2 separate regions of the Homo sapiens genome follow, and region 1 is linked to region 2. Evidence: read pairs that join two places in POLR2A ChIA-PET (ENCODE). Cell type or tissue: B cell. All regions are shown on one strand. Links, peaks and the distances in the headings refer to the core of each region. The heading gives the core; the rest is flanking DNA.

The links. ChIA-PET counts read pairs that join two places held together with the same protein. Peaks named below come from ENCODE experiments on the same cell type or tissue, not always from the same donor. Only the 100,000 strongest peaks of a DNase experiment are listed, where the experiment ranks them.
Region 1: POLR2A ChIA-PET joins it to region 2 with 11 read pairs; 4 of 35 experiments call an interaction of 5 or more read pairs at or near these places.

What each region holds. Positions count from the first base shown.
Region 1 is chr6:2,793,086-2,805,979 of GRCh38, reverse strand. LOC124901241 (a long non-coding RNA gene) reads left to right here. Exons shown (of 3, transcript XR_007059408.1): 1 at 1-1,383; 2 at 3,648-3,749. Among named protein-coding and RNA genes, the nearest start is that of WRNIP1, 34 kb to the right of the region's middle. RefSeq lists an enhancer at 3,384-3,884 and a silencer at 8,076-8,180. In B cell, for the core only: no CTCF peak of the experiment used is centred there; no DNase peak of the experiment used is centred there.
Region 2 is chr6:3,017,449-3,029,171 of GRCh38, reverse strand. It overlaps LOC101927759 (a long non-coding RNA gene), which reads right to left and starts at 5,109. Exons shown (of 3, transcript NR_152848.1): 1 at 4,999-5,109; 2 at 2,301-2,419; 3 at 1,738-2,227. NQO2 (N-ribosyldihydronicotinamide:quinone dehydrogenase 2) reads right to left here. Exons shown (of 7, transcript NM_000904.6): 7 at 9,417-9,693. The coding sequence ends at 9,517. It also overlaps the pseudogene HTATSF1P2. RefSeq lists enhancers at 2,055-2,214, 3,183-3,292, 4,736-5,935, 11,142-11,641, 11,642-11,723 and a silencer at 3,403-3,697. In B cell, for the core only: no CTCF peak of the experiment used is centred there; DNase peaks (open chromatin) are centred at 2,001, 3,151 and 5,261; H3K4me3 peaks cover 2,311 bases; H3K27ac peaks cover 2,541 bases; H3K27me3 peaks cover 444 bases.

The DNA.
Region 1 (12,894 bases), core at 2,002-10,001, 220 kb after region 2:
GGGAGGGTGGTACCCCTCAGTACCCAGCCCAGGCAGAGACATCAGCCTGGGGGTGCAGGGGGCTGGACATGAAGCTGGAAGTTTTATAGAGAAGGAAGGGTGATAAGTGGAACAGAGGTCACCCTCCCTACACACACAAACACACACACACACACACACACACACACACACACAGATGAGAGAGAGCTGGCTGTAGGGACTGACATGGGGAGAAAAGAATATGGAAATGAGAGCATGGCACACAACCCCCTGGTTGCTGGGCACTCATGTGATCACTCATTCCCGGGGCTGGAGAGTTCAGGAGTGGGTACGCAGGTGGACCCTGGGGTACCCGAGAGGGAACCCGCATGCACAATGTGGGTCTTCACAGAAAAGGAGAATTTGGATCTAAGGGACAGATGTGGGCAAAATGCAGGGGAGGCCATGTCGTGGCTCTCTGGGATAGCTGATGAGAGAGGACAGAAGAAATGGTGCAATTAAGGGTGGGGACAAGGTCTCCAGGCCCCCACCATGCTCCTGTCAAAGAAGAGAAAAATTAAACTGATGCCATCGGCAGGTTTGAGGACAGACATGGCGACTGACAGTGCCTATTTGCTGTGGGTGGGGCCCTTTGAGCCATTTTGGGCACAGTGACCACGGTTCCCACCTCTGCACTGTAGCAGGGGTCCCAACCCCCTGGGCCACAGACTGGTACTGACCTGTGGCCTGTTAGGAACCAGGTCGCACAGCAGGAGGTGAGCATGGACGAGGGAGTATCACCACCTGAGCTCCGCCTCCTGTCAGAACAGCGGCGGCATTAGATTCTCACAGGGGCACGAGCCCCACTGTGGACTGCGCATGCGAAGGACTTAGGTTGCGTGCACCTTACGAGAAGGTAATGGTAAATATAATGGGCTTGAATCGTCTTGAAAGCATCCACTCCCCTGTCTTGGAAAAACTGTCTTCCACAAAACCAGTCCCTGGTGCCAAAATGGTTGAGGACCTCTGCATTATAGGCATCGACACTTGGGCTGCTGTGGCACAGAACGTCACACCACCTAGACGGCATGCCCTCACAGCAACAGCGGCGCAGATCCACTCCTGCCTACCACCTAAGCTCCCCAAGCCCCAGTGGGGTGTTCAACAAAAGCAGTACTGAATGCAAAGTGGAGAACAGGACTTTGCGTTAATTCTGATAAAAATGTTACAAACCATTCTGTCGCAATGTGACGGTTGACTTTGGCTGGTCAAAAAGACCTTCAGGGGATGGAGACCAACAACAGACTGTTGCAGGCTGAACGCCAAGGCCACTTGGGCAGGAAGCCAAAGAAATATCCCAGATGCCATCAAGCAAAAACTGTTGGCCTGGCAGCATCCACTAATCAAGAGGAGGTTCCATAGCAGGTAGGTCTCTTTGAGTGCTGGAGACAGCATATACCCACCTTGTGTTCTTTTGCCCTCCTTAGTCAAGGTGACAGGCAAAGCTGCCAACTTTGAACAGGGCCCTTTGTAATAGCAGGACTTGGAAGTCACTTAACAACTTTTGTCTGGGGCACAGCCTTTAAAACTTTTAGAGTCTGCTAGCCCAATGGAATTATAGGTGTCTGCCATCTCCACACGTGCCAATTGGAGCCTCTTGCAACAGGAAACTGCCACTGGGGTGCACCGGCCTCAGGTTTTGGACACGTAATTCCTAAAGCAGCCCCCAGATGTACATCTATTGAATGGCAACTGCTTGATTGCTACTGGGCAGTGCAGGAAACTGGACATCCACATGTGATGTTGCAACCTGAACTGTCCAACTTGAATGCTTACAAATTCCACCAATAAAATCAAACAGGCTCATCAGAGCTCAACTGTTAAGTGAAAATAGTACCTTTAAGATTGGATCCAGCCAGTATCCAAGGGGCCGGTGGGCTTCATGAATAATGGCTAGCTTGACAGAAGGTACCATGTGAGCTGACAGGGGTGCTTCAGCTCCTCCTGGGGCTACCTGGGACCCAAGATTCAGATTCAGAGACTGGACTGCCTATGATATGGCATGGCTTACTGACAGCTCTGCAAAACAACGAGCAGACAGGGTCCACTGGGCTGCGGCCACTGTCCAGCCAGTGAATGGCTGTCTTTCAATTGAGACTGCACATGGATGTTCTGTCCAACGGGCTGGACCACAGGCAGGGGTGATGGCCATGCAAGCCACCACCATATCTTGTTAGATATTCACTGATTCATGGACTGTGGCTAACAGCCTACATGACTGTTCAGGAGAATGGCTACTGAGTGGCTGGACTATTAAAGGGTTTCCTGTTAAAGGACTATGACAATAGCTTGCTGCCTGGAAGGGACACAGAGATGTCACTCAAGTGGATGTTGAGACTACCATGGCCGCCCTTGAGAGGAGCTTCTGTCATGTTTTTGGATATCCCGGAACCTCACTCTGCCCAAGGAACATCCTTCACTGCCTTAGCAGTATAACAGTGGGTGCGTACTCACGAAATAGGATAGACTTTCCACGCGCGCTGTCACCTGCAGGCCAGCGGGGCTGCTGAATGATGGAACCATTGCCCACAACGAAACCGAAGACAGGACATCAAGATGGCCTGCTAGCGGGGTGACACCATCTGACTAGGGTATTATGGACCCTAAACTCTGTACTCCCGCACAAGGGAAGTGCCAAGACCAGCTCAGTCAGGGAGACCCTAACCCAGCGGCGCTAGAGGGAAGCGTGACACTGCAGGGCACATTGAGAGACACTGGGCTTGTAAGGGTGACGGTGATGGGGGGGCGGCAGGCAGCCACCTGATTAGGCTGCACCTGTGAAATCCCAATCTCAGCATTCCCAACCATTCTTTTTCCCTTCTCCCTTTAGAGTGCATGTCCTGAAGGTGGTTTGTGGTTCAGGCTGCCATAGTACCCCAGACAGGGCCCCCAACTTGAACCTGGACTCAATACTTCCCCTGGGGGTCTCCCCTCTATGGGGTCCCACAGGAGTGGGGATGGGACCAAGGAATACCAAAGCGCTAGGGTCTCTCTAGTGGCAGGGGGAACATCTGACTTTCCACTAGAATGGGCAACATTATCGGACATGTTGTTTGTACAGGACGTGATACCCTTTCCTGGACTAGATGACTGAGGCCTGAAGGTCTGAGTCATGCAACAGGGGCCATGGGTGCCACAGAGGTAGTGGCCTGGGCTGGGGCAGACAGACTTGGTCACTGCAGCAACTCAGCCCACCCTTGTCCACAGGTGGGGAACACCTGGAACTGCGAGTGGGGGAGGGGCACTAATGTGTCTGCTTTTCCACAAAGACGTGGGAGCAGACGCCCAGGAGCCCAATGCCTTTGTCAGGCTCTCTGAGCTGTAGCCCTCCCAGGCAACCTGGCAAACTGCTAGATCTGCCCTTCTGGACCTCGTTCTGTCCCTGACCAGAGCAACCCTCTCATCCCATCAGCGGTGAATGACATCTGTGTGTCTGACACCACCACACACCCAACGGGGCCTGAGCCCTGGCTGACGGAGGGAGGCTCTGGCACCCAGGCATGGGAGGGAGCTGGAGGTGCCATGTTTTAACTTAACCGATTCTGCAGCAAAATGGCATGAACACGACTAATAAGCCTCTCCATGGGCTGGTCCTTTGACACACCACACTCCTTTGTTTCCATGGACAGGAGGTGTCCCCATGCAATAAAGAAAATAAGAATTGGATTAGTAGCAGCCATCTGTGCAGGGGAGACTGAGCTCCGCAACTCTGTGTCCATGAGGCTTGGCTGGTGAGTGCCAGTGCCTCCACACCCCCAAGTAGGCACTGAGCAGTAACGTGGGGGAAGGGCTACACCTTTCTCTGTGGGCAGCCCTGGGATGGGCAATGTCATGCCAGCAAAGCTGGCAGATGGTGGGATCCTGTACACTGGGTGTGCTGGGAGCAACCTGGCTATCACCCCTGGGAATGGGCCATACCATTGGGCCAACAATCTGGGGCTTTACACCAGACTTGCTAGGGACCTGTCAGGAGGAGTAACAGACCGGGTTTATGTCCCCTAAGGGATCTCTGGTACCATCGTAGGAGTCAGTGCTCATGAAAAACAAAAGAAAATGTGGCACATATACACCATGGAATACTATGCAGCCATAAAAAATGATGAGTTCATGTCCTTTGTAGGGACATGGATGAAATTGGAAACCATCATTCTCAGTAAACTATCGCAAGAACAAAAAACCAAACACCGCATATTCTCACTCATAGGTGGGAATTGAACAATGAGATCACATGGACACAGGAAGGGGAATATCACACTCTGGGGACTGTGGTGGGGTCGGGGGAGGGGGGAGGGATAGCATTGGGAGATATACCTAATGCTAGATGACACGTTAGTGGGTGCAGCGCACCAGCATGGCACATGTATACATATGTAACTAACCTGCACAATGTGCACATGTACCCTAAAACTTAGAGTATAATAAAAAAAAAATTAAAAAAAAAAATTTAAAAAAAAAAAAGAAAAAAAAAAGACACCTGTCCCTGAGCATGGCAGGTATCACTGCCTCCACCGCCTCTGCCTGGGCAGCCAGCCGCCAGCCCTTGGCTCCTTCTGGAAGGCTGCTTCAGATGACAGGATTGTTCAAGACTGTCTTCCCTGACCAAGAAGAGTGTGCATGTCAGGGATTGCAGAGACACAAGGAGAGGAGATCTGGAGGCAGACCCACTGGGTCACAGTGGGGCCACCTAAGGACTCTTCTCCAACTTCGTTACCTGGATCACTGGGATCCTGGGCCAGACTGCTGCTCCCAGCAGGCCTGGCCATCCTGCTGTGGTTGTGGTCCCCCGGGCCTGGTGAAGTGTAACCTGGCTATGGCTCAATGACATTGCACTGAGCCTGTGTCCGTCAAGGTGTTACATCAACCTGACAAGACACGCCTCCGTCTCCAGATCTGGAGAGGTCGGAGGGCAGAGGCAATGGACTGGCTTTGTGGAAGGGGCTACCTGGGTTGGGAGGTGGACTGCAGGACAGCTCTCCAGGTGACCGTGGACTAACCCAGTTCTGCCCCACTTCTCACTCATAGCTGTCAAGAATAATCATAGAATATGCTGGAATGCTGCATCCCGAGATAGGGAGGGACTGACTGGGCCTGCCTGGGCTCTGTCCCAGTCTCCCCTAGAAACAGGACGTCCTTCAACACTGCAGCCCAGTGTGTCCTGTGACCCCAGGGTATAAAACCCAGGGCAGGCTGCTTTCTGGGGGTCCCTCAACTGTGGTGCAAGTAGGGTACACACAGATGAGACTCCACCCGCCCCGGGCAGCTTTCCTGAGCCTTGGGGACCGGCTTGCAATGGAGCCATGGCTTCTGCAGTCCCTTGCCGTTCATCTGTGAGTAAGAAATCCACTTCATGGTGTTTGTTGAATTTGACTGTGTTCTATCTCACCAGGCTCAGACACGTTCATAAACAGTGCCCAGTGACACTGCTTCACAAACCCCTTCTAGACCTTTCTCCAGTGAGCCTGGACCATCCACAGAAACTCCGAGGGAACTAAATGGAATATCACGGGAAGGCATAGGGTCAGCGGAGGAGCTACCTTGGTCTGTTACTCACGTACTTAGTGAAGGCAGTCAGGTTTCCAGTTAAATTCTCCATATCTGTAACCTATGGTCACTGTGCTAAAAATAATGTGCCATTTTTTATTTGCAGGCAGTGGTATTATCGAGCTGATTAGATTAGGGATTGGTGTTTACTAGCTATATTAATGGAAAAAGTTATGATCAGACACATTATCTGCCAAACTATCTTTGCTTTTGATCTTTCCTGTTCCCACCATGGTGTTTCGGTCACATTGTCAGTGGATGACACGTGGTTACTGTGGAAATTGGATTAAGTGACTCAGAAGTTCCTTTCCAGTGCTGTGATGCTATGTGACATGGTGTTGATTATCTGCAAGTGGTCTAGTCTTAGGGCTCGAACGCAGACCGTCACCCAGCTCCATTTACTTATGTATGTTCTAACAACACAGGAAAAAGGACCTCCAGAAGTGAATGCCCCAGAACGAGTGTTTGACACTCCTGACTTTGCAGGTGGACAGAAAAACCACATCTGTCCAGGCCCCAGCACAGGAGTATGATCCTGGCCACTTCTAAAAATACTCAGGATCAGAAAGAAAAATCTTTACTTTGACTAGAAAGTGTTATTATATAGGAGACTTTCAAGATCTGTAGCAAAACACCTTCTATGTGCCATGCATTTTGTATTCATTTTTGAACTCTCTGGTCCTACATGTAGGTGTCATTTGCTCAGTTTTACGAATGAAGGATGGAGGTTCAAGGTGTGGCTGCAATGAGCCAGGACTGGAAACCAGGCTTAAGTGCAAAGCCATGCTCTCTCCACAGCCTCTGCCCCTTAGTGAGGGATGTGGTATCAGGGGATGGGGCCTGATGGAGAGGGACAGAGGTAAGGGAGGAGCAGCTGCCAAGCCTGGCTGCTTCTGATTGAAATTGAAGCAAACAAACAAACAAAAACTAGAGTAAAAGGACGTTCCCACCAGACTTTTATAGTTCTTGAAGACAAAGACACTCTGCTTACCTCCATTTCAAAATACATTTTGAGTTTCCTTTTTCAATAGAAAATCCAGGCTGGCCACAATGGCTCACACCTGTAATCGCATTATTTTGGGAGGCCGAGGAGGGCGGATCACCTGAGGTCAGGAGTTTGAGACCAGCCTGGCCAACACGGTGAAACCCCCTCTCTACTAAAAATACAAGAATTAGCTGGCCTTGGTGGCGGGTGCCTGTAATCCCAGCTACTTGGGAGGCTGAGGCAGGAGAACTGCTTTAACCCAGGAGGCAGAGGTTGCAGTGAGCTGAGATCATGCCACTGCACTCCAGCCTGGGCGACAGAGTGAGACTCCATCTCAAAAAAAAGAAAAAAAAAAAAAAGAAAATCCAAATGCCCAAGTTCCCAATAAACCAAGGTACCCCAATGGGTATGAGGTTTCTGGGGCTGCGCTCCACCCACCCCGACAGCTACTGAACCCGTGGCCTCATGGGCCTCTGCACGGCTGGAACCCACCTGGCCCGGCTCCGCCCCCACACTAGCCCTGCTGTTCATTGGTCATAACTCCTCTTGGTTGCCAGTTATTGAAACCCAATTTAAACTGGATTAAGAGGAAACAAAAGAAGGGATTTTTGGAAGTTTCAAGCTACCACAGAAATGGCAGGGGTGTGGGGGGTGTCAGAAACACCTGTCACTAGGCCTGGCATGGGCCCTGGCTGTCTCCTCCTCTCGGCTGGGTTCTTCCCAGCCTTGTTTCCTCACACTGGCTTCTTCACGTAGCGGGAAACACATGTTCACATCTCTGAGCGTCATGACCAAAGAGTCAGGGCTTGCTCCTGTGTTCCCAGGGAAGAACTTAGACCAAGAGCCTGTCCTTGGACGGAGTGACTAGGGCCTGAGGAAGGGGCAGGAGAGGAGGCCACCTGGAGGGAGTGTTCCTCCCTGTGCTGGGCGGGGCAGCCTGGGCCTTGAGGAGTCCACAGCTCCCCTCACATCACACACTTGGAGGAAGAGTAAATGTCCCCGGAGGAAGAGTAAATGTCCCCGGAGAAAGGGGTTGCTGTCATGCGTACGCGAATCCTCCATGCCTGCGGTAGCCAAGCAAGCAGATCTCTGCAAATGTGTCTCCATCCACGGCCCAGGAGAGGGGCCACATCACCGGGCATGCAGCAGGAGCTATCTATTTAATATATTGCAACTCACTGCATGCAATGATTCCAATCAATAGGGGGCTTTCTGTGAATTTTGTTTAAAATAGTATTTATTTCAAAGTTATCACTACCTCACAAGTATTTTAGCAACTATTTATTTAAAAGTATCTTCTTGATGCAAAAAAAAAAAAAGACAAAGAAAAAGAAACTGTGAGCTTAAACATATTTGAATGGAGAGGAGGAATTCATTTGAAGTTAGTTTGATGGATTAGCTTGAAGTCACAGCAGAGGCTGATTTTAAAGTGACAGCAGCTCTCTCCCCATCTCCTCTCACAGCCTGCCCAGGGCAGCATGGAGGAAGGGGAGGAGTAGGAGCAGGGGAGGAGGAGGAGAAGGAGGAGGAGGAGGAAGAGGAGGAGGAGGAGGAGGAAGAGGAGGAGGAGGAGGAGGAGGAGGAGGAGATCTGCCTTGGGTGAGATCAGGCCAGGGCTGAACCTGTGAGATTCAAATTGGGGCTTCGTTGTTTGTGTACATTCTTGTGAAGTCATTTCTGGGACTTCGTCCCTCCCCACCTTGCTTGCTGTTGGCTGTCTCAAGGGATTTCAGGGACCTGGGAACTGTGAAGAATGTGCTGCTTGTGAACTTCACCTGTCACATGTTCTGGGAGGGGAGCAGGGAGGGAAGAACAGCTGCACAGTCCTGCCGAGGACACATTCATTCTCAGTTCTTGCCTAAGTTTCCAGGGACTACATCACTGAGGGCCACCCCCTTCTCTCCCACCCTTGCCACTGTAGGAAACTTCAGGTGTCTTGGTCCACCCAGCATTCAAACTCCTGGCTGGAAGGAGCTAGCGAAGGCCTGGGAAGCTGCAGGAAGGGATCTGGTGCTGAGCCTCCAGGCCACTGAGCCCAGAGTCACACCTGGCCAGCTTCCTCTCATTTCCTTCCTTCTGTGCTGAGGCCTCAGTTTCTCAATTCACCAAGACCACTTGCTGCCCCAAGGGGCTTCCCTTGTGTCCTTGGTCCTGCAGACAGAGCACAACCCTGGAGCTGCCCTTGCGGGCTCTACCATGTGTGGCTGTCCCACGCGGCTCTTCCCTACGCGAGGGCCCTAAATCCAGAAGGAATGGGTGGGCCCAGAGCAAAAGGTGTGATGGGATTTCCTCATAGACATCTGAATTGAGTAAGAGTCTTCTCAGTGGAGAGACATCCAGCCTTCAAGAGCTTTGGACATTTCCTTATGAAAGAGACTTGAAATTGAGGAACAGCAGGGAGATGAGAGAGGACTGGACTTGTTCTCTAGAGAGCAGCTTTTGGGTTGGTGACTGGAGGTGGGCACAGGGGAGGTGCAAGAGCAGCCCACCCCCTCCTCCTTCCTGCCCTTCAAAATGCCCAGTGCTGCCCTGCAAACGCTGGAACTGTGGGATGATCAGCCAGCCCTTGCAAGGCCTCTGCTTCCAGATAAAAGAGAAGGAGAGTCCCAGTGAGGCACTTGAGGAGAAAGAGAAGAGCCTGGGGAAGGTGATGTGCTGTTTTGAAATTATCTGACAGTTACTGAACCATGTGATCCATTTCCCTGACATTCTGACACAAAAGTCTTTGAGCATAACTTACAATATTGTTTCGTTTTTTTTTTTTTTTTTAGACGGAGTCTTGCTCTGTCGCCCAGGCTGGAGTGCAGTGGTGCAGTCTTGGCTCACTGCAAGCTCTGCCTCCTGGGTTCACGCCATTCTCCTGCCTCAGCCTCCCGAGTAGCTGGGACTACAGGCGCCCACCACCACGCCCGGCTAATTTTTTTGTATTTTTAGGAGAGATGGGGTTTCACCATATTAGCCAGGATGGTCTCGATCTCCTGACCTCGTGATCCACCCGCCTCGGCCTCCCAAAGTGCTGGGATTACAGGCGTGAGCCACGGCGCCCAGCCAATATTGTTTCTTAAAATGAAGGAGGCATAAAAAAATCTCTTGAGCTTTTGTTCACACAGATTCCTTAGCAATTCCAGCTGAGTTGGCCGAGCCTGGGCGTCGCGTTCTGCATTTCTCATGGGCTCAGGTTGCTGGCTGCTGGTCCGGGCACCGCACTCTGGGCAGCACTGGCTGAAAGCGTGGGGCTGGTGGTCCTGCGGGGTCGTAGATGTGTCACCCACCTGGAGGGCAGCTCGTACTCCTAGTTCAAGCCTGACTTGCGGAAAGTTTTGCAAAGATTTCATAAGCCTCGCTGTTGTGACACCCCGTCTGTTCTCTTTCCAGTTCTGTGTCACGGTGACAACCCACAGGTCAGAGGAAACTAGAAAAGAGGTTTCTGGTATGAACTGTCCTGAGGGCTCCTCTCCTCTGCTATTTCACGATTTCCGCACCATCACCGGGTTCAGCAGTATTCTTTGATGATCCTGAGTTCTCTAAATTTAGCTTCTCAATCAAGCCTGTTTCTGGTTACTGGAATGGGCAGATGGAGTGGGAAGACAGGCAGTAACAGACCCTTCTAAATCTACCAAAGGGGCCAAGACAACTCCTGCTTACAAAAGGCAGCACGTCCATCAAAATCTGTGGCCATCCAGGTCTGCTCTCTCCCAAGGAGGAAGGAGCCAAGGTTTCTCCAAAGAGGAAGAAAAGGAGACAGGGGGAGAGGAAGGCACAGGGCACACTGCTCACTTTCCCACTGGAGTTCATTCCATGCCCATTTGAATATCATGTGAGCTAATGAAACAATTCTGACTTCCATAGCATCTGGCTTCTGAAAACCGCTAATATTTCTTAATGCTTTCCCATGTAAACAGTCAAAATAATCGTGCCTTAATTTAAATAGCACTTGACAGTTGATAGTATATTTTTATCTGCATATCTTACTTGATTTTCATAAGAAACTTCCAGTGTAAAAGTGGCCCTGCCAAAAAATAAAAGTGAACCTAGAAGTCATTGTTATACCCACTTCCAAGCTGAGAAAATCGAGGCCTGAATGAGTGAAGTGACTTACCAGAGATTGAACAATGGCCTTGTCTCAAAAGCCAGTTTTCTCAACATGGAAGCTTGTTGGAAGGATGTAAAATATGTATTTAATGACTCATTAGCAAAATGGAGATTTTCCTTTAAGTAGTTCTTATGATACAGATAACAACTATGTTTTGTTGTTGTTGGTTTATTTATTTATTTATTTATTTATTTACTTACTTTTTTGAGATGGAGTCTCACTCTGTCGCCCAGGCTGGGGTGCAATGGCACAATCTTGGCTCACTGCAAGCTCCGCCTCCCAGGTTCAAGCAATTCTCCTGCCTCAACCTCCTGAGTAGCTGGGATTACAGGTGCACGCCACCATGGCTGGCTAATTTTCGTATTTTTAGTAGAGACAGGGTTTCACCATGTTGGTCAGGTTGGTCTCGAACTCCTGACCTCACGATCCACCCGCCTCAGCAACAACAATGTATTTTTAAACTGCATGAGTTTGTAGAGATTATTGTAATCTATCCTCCTTTAAGAGATAAGGAAACTGAGGCTTAGAGAGGCTGAAATACTATGATCCAGAAGTTGTCCAAATCTGTTTTATGATTTATGACCTTAAGCACGTTAATTATATTTTAAAATTCTACTTCATTAAAACATCATGGGAAGGTACAGCAACACGACATTTGCAATGAGGTTATTGCATAAACAATCATAAGGCAGAAGGGATGTGAATCCTGTTTTTAGTGCACTAGTAGGAAATTCATACCACATCCTAAGCTACTCCAGTCATTCCACTGTGCAAACCAGAGCATGAAAAATGATCTCGGCTCATGACTAATCCACTGCCCTGAGCCTGGGGACGTTCACACCTACACTATCTGTGACATGGAATTGTCTATTCTTGAAAAGCATCGTCTTCTGTAGCGGGGAAAGTCAGTTAAGCAATTACTTGCTGAAAAGCTACTAGGAGCCAAACATTGTGGAATGAACATGACTATGACTATGCTTGCCCTCAGAAGGCTTATAACCCACAGCCAAAAAGACAGAACCTATGCAGTGTGATGTGAGCAGAGGAAGGAGAGACTTAATGAAGTGGATGGTTAGGTGAAGACTTCACATTTTTTTTATAGATCATGGGGGCAGAATTTCAAAAAAATTAGAGAATGGAAGAAATATGGAATTCTAATTCAGATAGTTTCTGCTTCAAAGTTGGCTAGTCATACAGATGGCAGTTGAGTAACTTCATGCAGAGTAAAGAAATACCACACCCAGGACTTTGCAGGTTGCTCAAGCAGATGGCCACATGGACCCTGGCTTCCTCAGAGCCTACTGTGACTAGAGCACAACCAGTACAAGTGACAAGAGACCCGCCCCATGTGTGCACTTGCTACTCAAGCTTCTGACATTCACCATTCCCCACACTTGGGGAATCTCATACCAGAAAGTCTATTCTTGGCCCAACAGACTTTCTGTTCCACTGTACTTGTCTCAACTACCTGCAACAGTGAGGAGGCGATGAGACAGGTAGAGAATTTGCAGGCTACGGAGTGGAATTCGTATATTTTATTCCTCAGTAAGGAGCCAAATGAGTAAGAAGGCGTGTTTTCACCGGAAGCCACAAGCTAAAGCAAAATAGGCAAGAAGCATAAACGGACTTGCTCAAAAGCCTCTCTCTTTCCTCAGAGCCCAGCTAGCCCACGTGTGCCTTTGTGAGACAGAAAAAGACATCCTCTCCTCTGGATTTCTGCCTGCTCACTGTCGGCCCTCAGCCAGGCCCCCTGGGCCTTGCCCTGCCCACACAGCCACACAGCAGCCATGTTCCCCACCCATGCAGCAATTTCAAGTGTGGATGACAAACACCTGGAGAGAAGCAGCAGCTGGTGTCAGAAGGAATGACAGGGGAGGGGGACAAAGGAGGCAAGCCCAGGTGGCATGGAGACTCAGGACCTCCTTAAGGCCTCATAAGTCACTGAATGTGTTTAGAGCAAGGAAGAAAAGATAAATGACAGCTACAGGTAGAGAGGCAGGAGATGAGTCTGAAAAGAGCCTGTTTGCCACCAAAAACTTATTTCTAGGCTATTGATGGCAGGTCACATAGCACGGTGAAGTTGTTCTCAAAGTGTGGTCCGTGTGGACCAGCCCCGTTAGCACCACCTGAGAACTTATAGTTGGAAACACAAATTCTTAGGCCCCATTGAAGATGGACTGAATTAGAAATTCTGGGATTTTTAGCGAGTCCTCCAGGTGATTCTGATGCATGTAAGAACCTGGAGCCACTGGCAAGG
Region 2 (11,723 bases), core at 1,346-9,345:
GATTATTTTGTGTTACATATCCCGTAATGCCAATATTTGAAGACTGTGGGTGATTAAATCTATTGCTTGTTGTTTTTATTTCCAATCATGTTTTGTTTCCTCATGTGTTTGATAATTCTGGAGAGCATATATTACACTCATCTTAATCAATGGGAATCTTAATAGCCATGAGATCATGGTTTTCTCCAGAGAGAATTTATGTTTACTTAAATTACTTACTATACTTAAGGTTTTTATCACTTGGGATCATTTTGTATTTTGCTGACTGCTGGTTGTGGATACAATAAATTCCAAATCCAAACTCTATGGAACAGGAGTTTATTTTTCTACCGAGAAGGAAAAAGGCTGCCTGCCAGTCTCCCTGTAAGGGTGAACGTACTTTTCTACCCACTTTGGAGCTCCTCCACAAAGTCTTGATTCAGCTGCCCACATGGTGTGTCCCGAATTGGTGGGTTCTGAATTGGTGGGTTCTTGGTCTGATTTCAAAAACCCAGCTGCAGACCCTTAGGGTGGGTGTGACAGTTAAGTTTTTTTTTTGGTGGGTTTGCAGTCTCGCTGGCTGAGGCAGAAAGTGAAAGCTGCAGGCCTTTGTGACGACTGTTACAACTCATAAACGCAGTGTAGACCAGAAAAGAGTACAACAGCAAAAGCTATTACAATAAGCAAAAAAACAAAACCGTCACAGCATGGAAACAAATCCGACTTCGTTGCTATTGCTGGCTAGGGCAGCCTGCTTTTATACTCTTATCTGGCCCCACCCACATCCTGCTGATTGGTAGAGCCAAGTGGTCTGTTTTGACAGGGTGCTGATTGGTGCGTTTACAATCCCTGAGCTAGACATAAAGGTTCTCCAAGGCCCCACCAGAATAGCTAGATACAGAGTGTGGATTGGTGCATTCACAAACCCTGAGCTAGACACAGGGTGCTGATTGGTGTGTTTACAAACTTTGAGGTAGATACAGAGTGCCAATTGGTGTGTTTACAATCCCTGAGCTAGACATAAAGGTTCTCCACGTCCCCACCACACTCAGGAGCCCAGCTGGCTTCACCCAGGTGGAGCTGCCTGCCAGTCCCGCGCCCTGTGCCTGCACTTCTCAGCCCTTGGGTGGTTGATGGGACTGGGCGCCTGGAGCAGGAGGCGGCGCTCTTGGGGGAGGCTTGGGCTGCCCAGTAGCTCACGGAGAGTGGGGGAGGCTCAGGCATGGCGGGCTGCAGGTCCCGAGCCCTGCCCCGCGGGAAGGCAGCTAAAGCCCGGCGAGAAATCGAGCGCAGCGCCCGTGGGCTGGCACTGCTGGGGGACCCAGTACATCCTCCGCAGCCGCTGGCCCGGGTGCTAAGCCCTTATTGCCCGGGGCCGACAGGGCCGCCCGGCTGCTCTGAGTGCGGGGCCCGCCAAGCCCACGCCCACCCGGAACTCCAGCTGCCCCGCAAGCGTCGCGCGCAGCCCCGGTTCCCGCTCGCGCCTCTCTCTGCACACCTCCCTGCAAGCTGAGGGAGCCGGCTCCGGCCTTGGCCAGCCCAGAAAGGGGCTCCCACAGTGCAGCGGCGGGCTGAAGGGCTCCTCAAGTGCCGCCGAAGTGGGAGCCCAGGCAGAGCAGGCGCCGAGAGCGAACGAGGGCTGTGAGGACTGCCAGCACGCGGTCACCTCTCAATGGCACAGCCCCCAGGCCTGGTCTTGCTCCCTTTTGCTTGGTTATTAGTATTTGATGCCAACGCAGCCTAAGGTTCCACTCTCGCTTGCCAATCCACTGTCAGCAACTTGTTTATTGTGGTGGTGGTGGTTGTGGGGTGAGGGGTTGGGGATATGCTTGGGCATTTTCCTTCATTTTTATGATCTTAGTAACACATTTAAAAGTGCACTTGCTGTGATTTACTTGGCATCTAGAAGTGTTGCTGCAGGAGAGCTTTTCAGATGTCTTGTCTGCCACAGAACAGGAAGTGAAAGTCTCTGCATGGTTTTTGACCTCACCCAGACACGACACAAGAATCTCTGACCCACAAAACATGAGATCCTTGTTGAGCCGGGGACCCCGCCTTAGGTTTCTGGTGTCGCTTCTTAAAAATGGCCTTTGTTCAGTGCTGCTTCAATTCCCCGAAGGGTTCCTTCCAGCAGTGGAGCAGAGCACAAGCTTTGGAAAAGGCCGCCTGGTTTTTAGTTTGCGTGCTGCCTCTTGTAGGGGTGGAGCCTGGTCAAGTGACTTGAGCTCTGTAAGTTTCGGTTCACCATCTGTAACATGAAGATAACAAAACCTTCTTACAGATTGTCAGCTCAGGCTGCGAGACATCAACAGAGGACATACCTTCCATCCATGATTCAAGAGTTCAGATGACACACACTTGGATTCTGGGCAGCTTTACTCTCAATACATTCTCATCAAACACATCACTGGCTGCATCGACGTTCCAGCGCATCAGCCCACTTTATGGGAAGAAAGAAATGGGGAGAGATGAGCAGAAATCAGACTTCTTAGCAGACACAACCCGAGGCAGGGTCAGCACCTGGGCCGTCAGGATCCCAGACAGGATTTCAAGCTCCTCCTGGGATTCTAGTGGGGAAGGTTTCTCCTGACAGGACTGAGGACACACTGGCACCTTGCGTATCAGCTGGGGCAGCTATGGAAGCTAGACTCCCTTTCTTTCATAGATGGGGAAAGTGAGGCCCGAAGAGGTGGGGGAGCTTGTTCAGGGGTACTCAGCTGCTGGCAGAGCTGGGCCTGGATGCAGGACTGCATCAGCCTCTTCTGCCTCTGTCACTTCCCCACAAGGGCAGATTCTTTCTCACCTTTTCCTCCTCCTTCTTTGTGTATACACTTAACCTGCTTCATGAGGAGATATGCTACTTTAAATTTTGTTATAATTTTTATATACCTCTATGAATGTTTTTAGATTATGGTCATCAGATTCCAAAATTAATTTATGTTTTGTCTTCACTGGAGTACTGCATATTCCCATGTAGATAGTCACCATGCTTGCAGCATTATTTAGGATTCTTTGATTGTAACTGCTGTACACTCAACTCACAGCATTAAGCAAAAAAGGCAACATCTTGCCTCACATAACTGAAGAGCTGAAGAGGAAAAGCTCCAGTTCAGGCAGGGGTGGATGCAGGAGTTCACAGCGTGTCACTAGGAAGTTGTCTCTCTGTGTGGCTTGGCTGCACCGTCCTCTGCCTGGGCTGCATTTGTAGGCCAACGCTGTCTATGTGTTGGCCCCTGACCCACTTACTTCATCACAGCTCCAAGTCCAGAAACAAGAAAGGTCTCTCTTTCCTGATAGGTCCAATGAACCCCTGAGTTCAGTCTCACTCCCTGGGGTGGTTACAGCTAGGCCACGGAACACTGTGATCAGTCAGGGCTGTGAACTGCCACTCCTGGGGTCGGAGGAGGGGCTACCCTTATGAACACCACATAGCTTGGTTGAAAGGGCATGGTTCCCCCACCACACACAAAAAAACAAGGTGTTACAATCAGAAAAAATGGGAATAGATATGGGACAGGCAAAGATGACTCTTCACAGCATCTGCCATGCAGCGGCTCAGAGTGCTTTGTCACTACCCCAATCACAGGCACTTTGGTTGCTTCCAGAGAGGAACCAGACGCCCTGGGTTCAAACCACATCTGCCCCTCTACAGCTATGACCCTTGGGCAGATGTCTTTTTTTTTTTTTTTTTTTGAGATGGAGTCTCGCTCTGTGGCCAGGCTGGAGTGCAATGGCACGATCTCACCTCACTGCAACCTCCACCTCCCGGGTTCAAGTGATTCTCCTGCCTCAGCCTCCCAAGTAGCTGGGACTATAGGCATATGCCACCACACCCGGCCAATTTTTGTATTTTTTAGTAGAGACGGGGTTTCACCATGTTGGCCAGGCTGGTCGTGAACTCCTGACCTCAGGTGATCCTCCCACCTCGGCCTCCTTTTAAAGTGCTAGGATTACAGGATGGAATAACACTTTCCTTTAAGGGCCAACGAAATCACTTGAGCATGCATCCATCAGAGGGAGGGCGGCTTAGGAGAGGTTCCCACACGGTGCCCACTGCTGAACTGTTCATTAGCTAGCTTTTTCCTGCATCCCCATCTTATCGCCATTTTCTGGGGCTCGGTTTTTCCGTCTTGAGAAAGAAATAGGCCTGTGCTTATTTCCCTCTCCCCTGGGACAAGGCACCAGCCACTCTCCTGAGCTGCTGGGAACTTCTCCAAAATTCCTGGTGCTTCCTCACATTGAGCAACATGAGTCTCTTTCCTCTTTTTACCAGGCTCCACCCACGAGAGGCTCTGAGACAAACTACACAACCAAAGAAGTCTTTCTGCATCCACAAAGCCCTGTTTGCCTAAGAAAAAGGTCGCGGGGCCCAATCACACACACCTGGCTGCAGTCATTTCCAATTTTCTTTTTTTTTTTTTAATGGCAATTCCTGCTGCCCTGCTGATACTGAATTTATTTTTTATTTTAAGTTTTTCAGCAATAAGATCTTAAAAACCGGCCGGGCGCGGTGGCTCATGCCTGTAATCCCAGCACTTTGGGAAGCCAAGGCAGGCAGATCACCTGAGGTCGGGTGAGTTCAGCCTGACCAACATGGAGAAACCCTGTCTCTACTAAAAATACAAAATTAGCCGGGCATGGTGGCGCATGCCTGTAATTCCAGCTACTCGGGAGGCTGAGGCAGGAGAATCGCTTGAACCAGGGAGGTGGAAGTCGAGGTGAGCCGAGATCGCGCCATTGCACTCCAGCCTGGGCAACAAGAGTGAAACTCCGTCTCAAAAAAAAATTCTTAAAAACCGGCAGAAAATGTATCAGGGTGCCCGGTACTAACAGGAGATGAGACATAGGCAAGAGCCCAGCCCTCGAATTGCTAACAGTTTTGCTTGGGAACCGGAATTAATGTCTTCAGCATACTCAGGCCAAGGTGACAGCACCGGCTCTCAGAGAGGTTGGATTTCAGCAACTTCCCATCCTCTCAACCCACACAGGAACAGGCCCCTCGGCAGTTCGAGAACGCACCTTCCCATACTTCAGAGTTGCCGGAGGGAGGGTGGAGGACCTCCTGCCTCACAGTGATCTGAGGTCCAGAAACCCTAGGGACCCCAGCTTGAGGCTCTGAAGGGCTGTGACACAGCCTCTTTGCCTGCCAGCCCCGCCCCGGATGCAGCCTGCTGAGCGAGGGTGGAGGAGGGGAGCTATGTGGCCAAAACCCTGAGTCACTGAGGAGCACGAGGGAGCCGCCCTTTCCGGCGTGTCTCCCGAGGCTGTCTGCCCTTCCCCAGCCTCTGCAGCCTACAATCCCAATCAAGAGCCAGCCCGGTTTCTGCAAGCACACAGGAGCAGAAGAGAAACCAGTGAAGACTTCACCGCTGCATATCAGGCCAGCGACGGCTGCTCGGTGACGGCGCTGCTCTGCCACCAAGAAAAACCCCAAACCCACTGATCCCACAAAGAGGGGAGAAAAAGGAAGGCTTCATGCTGAAGAAGGAGAAATACAAACGTGTATGTGCCGGTTTGCCTCTGGTCGTTACCGTGGAGGCATTCACACGCCTGTCCATTTGGCATTATTATGAGCGATCCCCAGACAGAAGAACTTAAGGTCAAGTTTTACAGAGATAACCAAGGACATCTTAAAGGAGACAGGCTGTGCGATCATTGGAAGAGGGAAGCTGTGGATCTTGCATTCATGCATTTGGATGAAGATGACACTGGAAACTGCACGTTGCAGGTTGAGGTGGCCAAGTATCAACGGAATGGGAAATATGAGGCTTCAGGAAGGAAGTGCGCGAACCACAGGAAGGCTCCGTCTCTACGGCAGAAGCGGCCACGCCGCAGCCCATCCAAACGCCGCGACACGAGTGAGTTGTCCTCATCGAACACATTTCATCCTGTGGATTTTGAGGATGGCCAGAGAAGACCTTCAAGGAGAGTCAAGTTTGGACCAACTCGGAGGCTCATTGTCTTTGACAGACACCCAGCTGGTGAACCTGTGTCCTGGAGGAATGCAGGAGCAGCTGCTCATTGTATTCAAACCTTTGATGGAAGGTGGTTTGAATGATAATGGTTGAACAGACTCCAAGGCTGAGAGGACGGGCGGGCGGCTTCCTTCAGTGTCCCTGAGGCCAACACACTCAGTGCTCCGATTCCACAGAGGGGGACTTTGGGTGGTGCTGGGGGCGTTGAGGAAGAAGGGCCCCTGGGCACAGCCAGCAGTGCTGTCCTCAGTAGTGATGACAAGGAGGAGGAGGAAAAGGGAAAAGAGGAGGATATGATGACAAAGATGATATTTAATCCCTCAAACTTGCTTTTAGGGAAGTTCCTCCATCTGCATGTGGCTGTGTGTCAGGGTGATTATTAGTAGGGTTACGTGAACACGGCACAGTGGTACAATGCCATCAGACTAAATTTTTTAAAAGTTTTAAATTTTCATTGTAACTGGCAATTAATGATTTTTAAATTATTTTTATTTATTTATTTGTTTTTTGAGACAGGTCTCATTCCGTCACCCAAGGCTGGAGTGCAGTGGTGTGATCTCAGCTCACTGCAACCTCTGCCTCCCAGCTCGAGCGATTCTCTCACCTCAGCCTCCCAAGTACCTGGGACTGCAGATGTGTGCCACCACACCTGGCTAATTTTTTTTTTTTTTTATAGGGTTGGGGTTTCGCCATGTTGCCCAGGCTGGCCTCAAACTGCTGAACTCAAGCAATCTGCCCATCTTAGCCTCCAAAAATGCTGGGATTCCAGGTGAGAGCCATCACGCCTGGCTATTTTTAAAAAGAGTCTTGCTCTGTCATCCAGGCTGGAGTGCAGTGACACAGTCATGGCTCATTGCAGCCTTGAACTCCTGGACTCACGTGACCCTCTTGCTTCAGCCTCCTGAGTAGCTGGAATTACAGGTGCGTGCCACCATGCCTAACTAATGTATATTTTTAAATTTTTTGTAGAGATGGGTCTCATTATGTTGCCCAAGCTGGTCTTGAACTCCTGGCCTCAAGCAGTTATCCCATCTCAGCCTCCCAAATTGCTGGGATTACAGGCATGACCCACAGTGCCCAGCCATTAATTTTTTTTTTTTTTTTTTGACGGAGTCTCGCTCTGTCACCCAGGCTGGAGTGCAGTGGCACAATCTCGGCTCACTGCAAGCTCTGCTTCCCAGCTTCACGCCATTCTCCTGCCTCAGCCTCCCGGGTAGCTGGGACTACAGGCGCCCGCCACCAGACCCGGCTAAATATTTGTATTTTTAGTAGAGACAGGGCTTCACTGTGTTAGCCAGGGTGGTCTCGATCCGCCACCTCAGCCTCCCAGAGTGCTGGGATTACAGGCGTGAGCCACCGCACCCGGCCTCAGACAACATGACTTTATTACTGGAAACCAACTAAGAAAAAATTATGATTAGGAGGAGAAAACAGCAAACGGTCGGGGTCAAAAACCAATATTCAGCAATCAATAGCTTTTACCAATCAAAAGAACTTTTAGAAGATATAATTGAAGACAAAATCCTATTTATAATAGCAAACAACAGCAAAAGCAAGGAATGAACTTAGTCAATGTGCACTGCCTGTAGGAGATGACCTCGTGATCGGCATGCCCGCCTTGGCCTCCCAAAGTGCTGGGATTACAGGAGTGAGCCACTGTGCCCAAAAAAATAAATTTTGTAATGTTTCACTTAACAAAAGAGATACATTCTGAGAAATGTATCATTAAGTGATTTCATAATTAGTTGATTTCATTGTCACGCAAACATCATAGAATGCACTTACACAAACCTAGATGGTACAGCCTACTACACACCCAGGCTTTATGGTAGAGCCTATTGCCCTTGGCTATAAACCTGTAGAGATGTTACTGTACTGAATACTGTAGGCAACTGTAACACAATAATAGGTATCTCTGTATCTAAACATGGAAAAGGTACAGTAAAATTACTGTATTAGTCCAGGTGCAGGCAGCTCATGCCTGTAATCTCAGCACTTGGGGAAGCTGAGGTGGGTGGACTGCTTGAGACCAGGAGTTCAAGACCAGCTTGGGCAACATAATGAGATCCTGTCTCTACCAAAAATTAAAATAATTAGCCAGGCGTGGTAGCATGTGCCTGTAGTCCTAGTTACTAGGGATGCTGAGGCAGGAGGATCACTTGAGCCTAGTGAGGTATGATCATGCCACTGCACCCAGCTGGGGCAACAGAGTGAGACCTCATCTATAAAAATAATAAAATAAATCTTAAATAAATTTTAATAAACAAAACATGGCATTATAATCTTAGGGGACCACCATCGTACATGCAGTCCATCACTGATTGAAACATCATGCAACATATAACCATATATGTTAATGGCTGTTCAATTAAAACTTCATAGTCCTAATGTAAATTTAAAAAGACAAAGAAGAAAATTAAGCAACAGGCCCAGATTCAACTTTTCTATGAAAAATAGAAACTGTCATGTTGAGTCATAAAATAAAAAAACTAGCAAATCCAGCTCTATGCTCAGAGAATTACCAGAAAATAAAATTACATGAAGCTTGAATATAGGGAGATGGAAAGATATTAGACAAATATTAAAGAAAATCTGGGCCAGGTGTGGTGGCTCACACCTGCAATCCCAGCACTTTGGGAGGCCCAAGGTGGGAAGATTACTTGAGGCAAGGGGTTTGAGACCAGCCCGGGCAACATAGTGAAACTCTGTCTCTTTAAAAAAGAAAGAAAAGAAAAGAAAGAAAGAAAAGAAAATCTCAGTGAGTGATGGTCAGAATAGAATTCAACATAACAAGCTCATTATTAAAATATTTGATCTCACTGTGTACAATTCTGAAGACACTCATTCATGTACTTCATTAAATATTTCTAGTTTGCTAAAAATAGAATTACCCTTCAACCCAGCAATCCCATTACTGGGTATCTACCAAAAGGAAAAAAAAAATCATTCTATGAAAAGATGCCTGCACTTGTATGTTCATCACAGAACTATTTACAGTAGCAAAGACATGGAATCAACCCAGGTGCCCATCAACAGTGGACTGGATAAAGAAAGTGTGGTACACGGACGCCATGGAATACTATGCAGCCATAAAAAAACATGAAATCCTGTCCTTTGCAGTAACGTGGATGCAGCTGGAGGTCATTATCCTAAGTGAATCAACACAGAAACAAAACCAAATTCCCCATGTTCTAACTTATAAGTGGGAACTAAACATTGGGTACACAGGGGTGAAAAGACGGGATCAATAGATGCTGGGAATCCAAAAGCGGGAAGGAAGGGAGGAAAGGAAGTGTTGAAAAACTATCTATTGGGAACTATGCTCACTGTTTGGGTGATGGGATCAATAGAAGCCCAAACCCCAGCGCCACCCAATATTCCCCTGAAACAGTACTGGCCATGTGCTCCTTAAAGCTAAAATTAAAAACAAACAAAAAACAGAAAGAAAAAAGTATCCCCAGGTAGCTATGTTGTAATTTTATTTCATGACAGCACCATCTTCTCTTTGCCTGCGCCTGGGCCTCCTAGTGTGCTGCTTACGTGATGCCCACGTGCCACAGAGTTATTGCCCGAAGTGCCAGTGGGCTGTGCAGGGGATGGGCTCTTCCTTCCAGATGGTCTGCAGCCTCTGGGACCACGCAGCCACCATCCCCTTTCTTTCTTCTTCGGATGCAATTTCAGGAGCAAAGCTGATCTGAGGGGCAAGGACTTTAAATCCACAGAAGTGTAATGTGCCATGCTAAAGCCACAGGGGAAGAAAAGAACTCATTAGAAACTACACCTGTTACATACCATTCAGTTAAATGATTTAAGGGGGGAAATGGTGTGAAACAAACCTTCAAAAAATCATGAAACAACCTTAATGTTACAGGCAACTGAAAGCTAAACTTCCCTATGGCTTTAGGACACAGCCTTGCATAAGAGCCGTGAAGAACTTGGGGCAGTTGCAATTTCCAAGCTCTATTTTTATAACTGCAATTAACCTACAATCTTTGCAACTGATTCAGATGCCAAACATTATAGTTCTGCTTGATTGGGCAAATTATGGTACATTCACACTATAGATTATTCCAGAATGAGGTTATTCTAGCTATAATATATACCATGGAAGTTTGTTCAAGATATCTGTTAAATGAAAATAACAAACAAATTTTAAGCCGTATTTATGATATACCATTCATGTAAAAGAGCAGTAAATGTAATAAACCTATAATAAAAATTATGTATGTGAGAAAATATATAGGCCCTAAGAAAATAAATCAAACCATTTAAAGTGATTCTTTCTGAGGTGGGAGGGATTAAAGGGATTTTCTCTTTTTATATTTCATATTGTCTCTTTTTTTTTTGGCCATAATATGTACTTCTGCAAACTGAAAAAAAAAAAGATTTTTTTAAAAGCAAGAAGAATTTGAACTTGGCTAATGACACATAAGAGACCAGTTGGCCTGTGAAGAAGCAAGGTCAGGTTTATAAATTATCATTTCCTTCAGTAGACTATCAGTAACTGGAATCACGTACTTTTTCCTTTCAAAGAGGACCACTTTTTTTCTAAAAATGTCACACTCAATCCTCTGCATTACTTCCTTTAAAACCCACACCCTCATCCAGGCCTGCCCTGTCAGGTGGGGAGTGAGAGGCCCACACACCACTATCCACATTTTTTTCCTCAGGCAACATCATTTTATTTATTTGTTTGTTTGTTTGCTTGTTTTTGAGGTGGATTCTCATTCTGTTGCCCAGGCTGGAGTGCAGTGGTGCAATCCTGGCTCACTGCAACCTCCGTCTCTCAGGTTCAAGCGATTCTGCTGCCTCAGCCTCCCAAGTAGCTGGGACTACAGGTGTCCGCCACCACACTCGGCTAATTTTTGTGTTTTAGTAGAGATGGGGTTTCGCCATGTTGGCCAGGCTGGTCTCAAACTCCTGACCTCAGGTGATCCACTGCCTCAGCCTCCCAGAGTGCTGGAATTACAGGCGTGAGCCACCGCACCCAGCTTCAGACAACATGACTTTATTACTGGAAACCAACTAAGAAAAAATTATGATTAGGAGGAGAAAACAGCAAATGGTCGGGGTCAAAAACCAATATTCAGCAATCAATAGCTTTCACCAATCAAAAGAACTTTTAGAAGATATAATTGAAGACAAAATCCTATTTATAATAGCAAACAACAACAAAAGCAAGGAATGAACTTAGTCAATGTGCACTGCCTGTAGAAGGAAAAATCATTGTGTTTTGAAAGGACATAATAGGATTAATTTCTCTGATATATGAAGAGCACTGACAAATAGAAAATTAAAAAATACCAAACCAATAGGACATGGGCAAGGCACGTGCACCTAGAGAGAGTTCACAGAAAAGGGGTGACGCGTGCATTTTCCCAGCAAACTCCCTACCCCTCAAGAACGAGCTCTCCCCCTGTCTCGACAAACCTCCCTTAAACAACCTGGAAGAACAGTTGACCCCTAGGTTTCTGGGTTCCCTGGAGCCCCTGACCTGGAGTCTGCTCCCCACTCCCTCCCTCTGCCACCCCTCACCAGGGGTTCCTTCGTGGGACACCCCAGCACGTTGGAACTGCTCTGCCCACCACCTTCCCTTTGGCAGGTGGCCACTACTCGGCCACATTTCAGGCCCAGGGACACTCACGCAGGCACCAAGAGGTCCCCTGGGGAAGCAGGCCTGGGAGGGGCCTGCGGACTGGGAGGTGGGTGTGTGCTGGCTCCATAGGCCCCTTGCCCCTGTGGGGGTTGGCATGGCCAGCAGAGACCAGC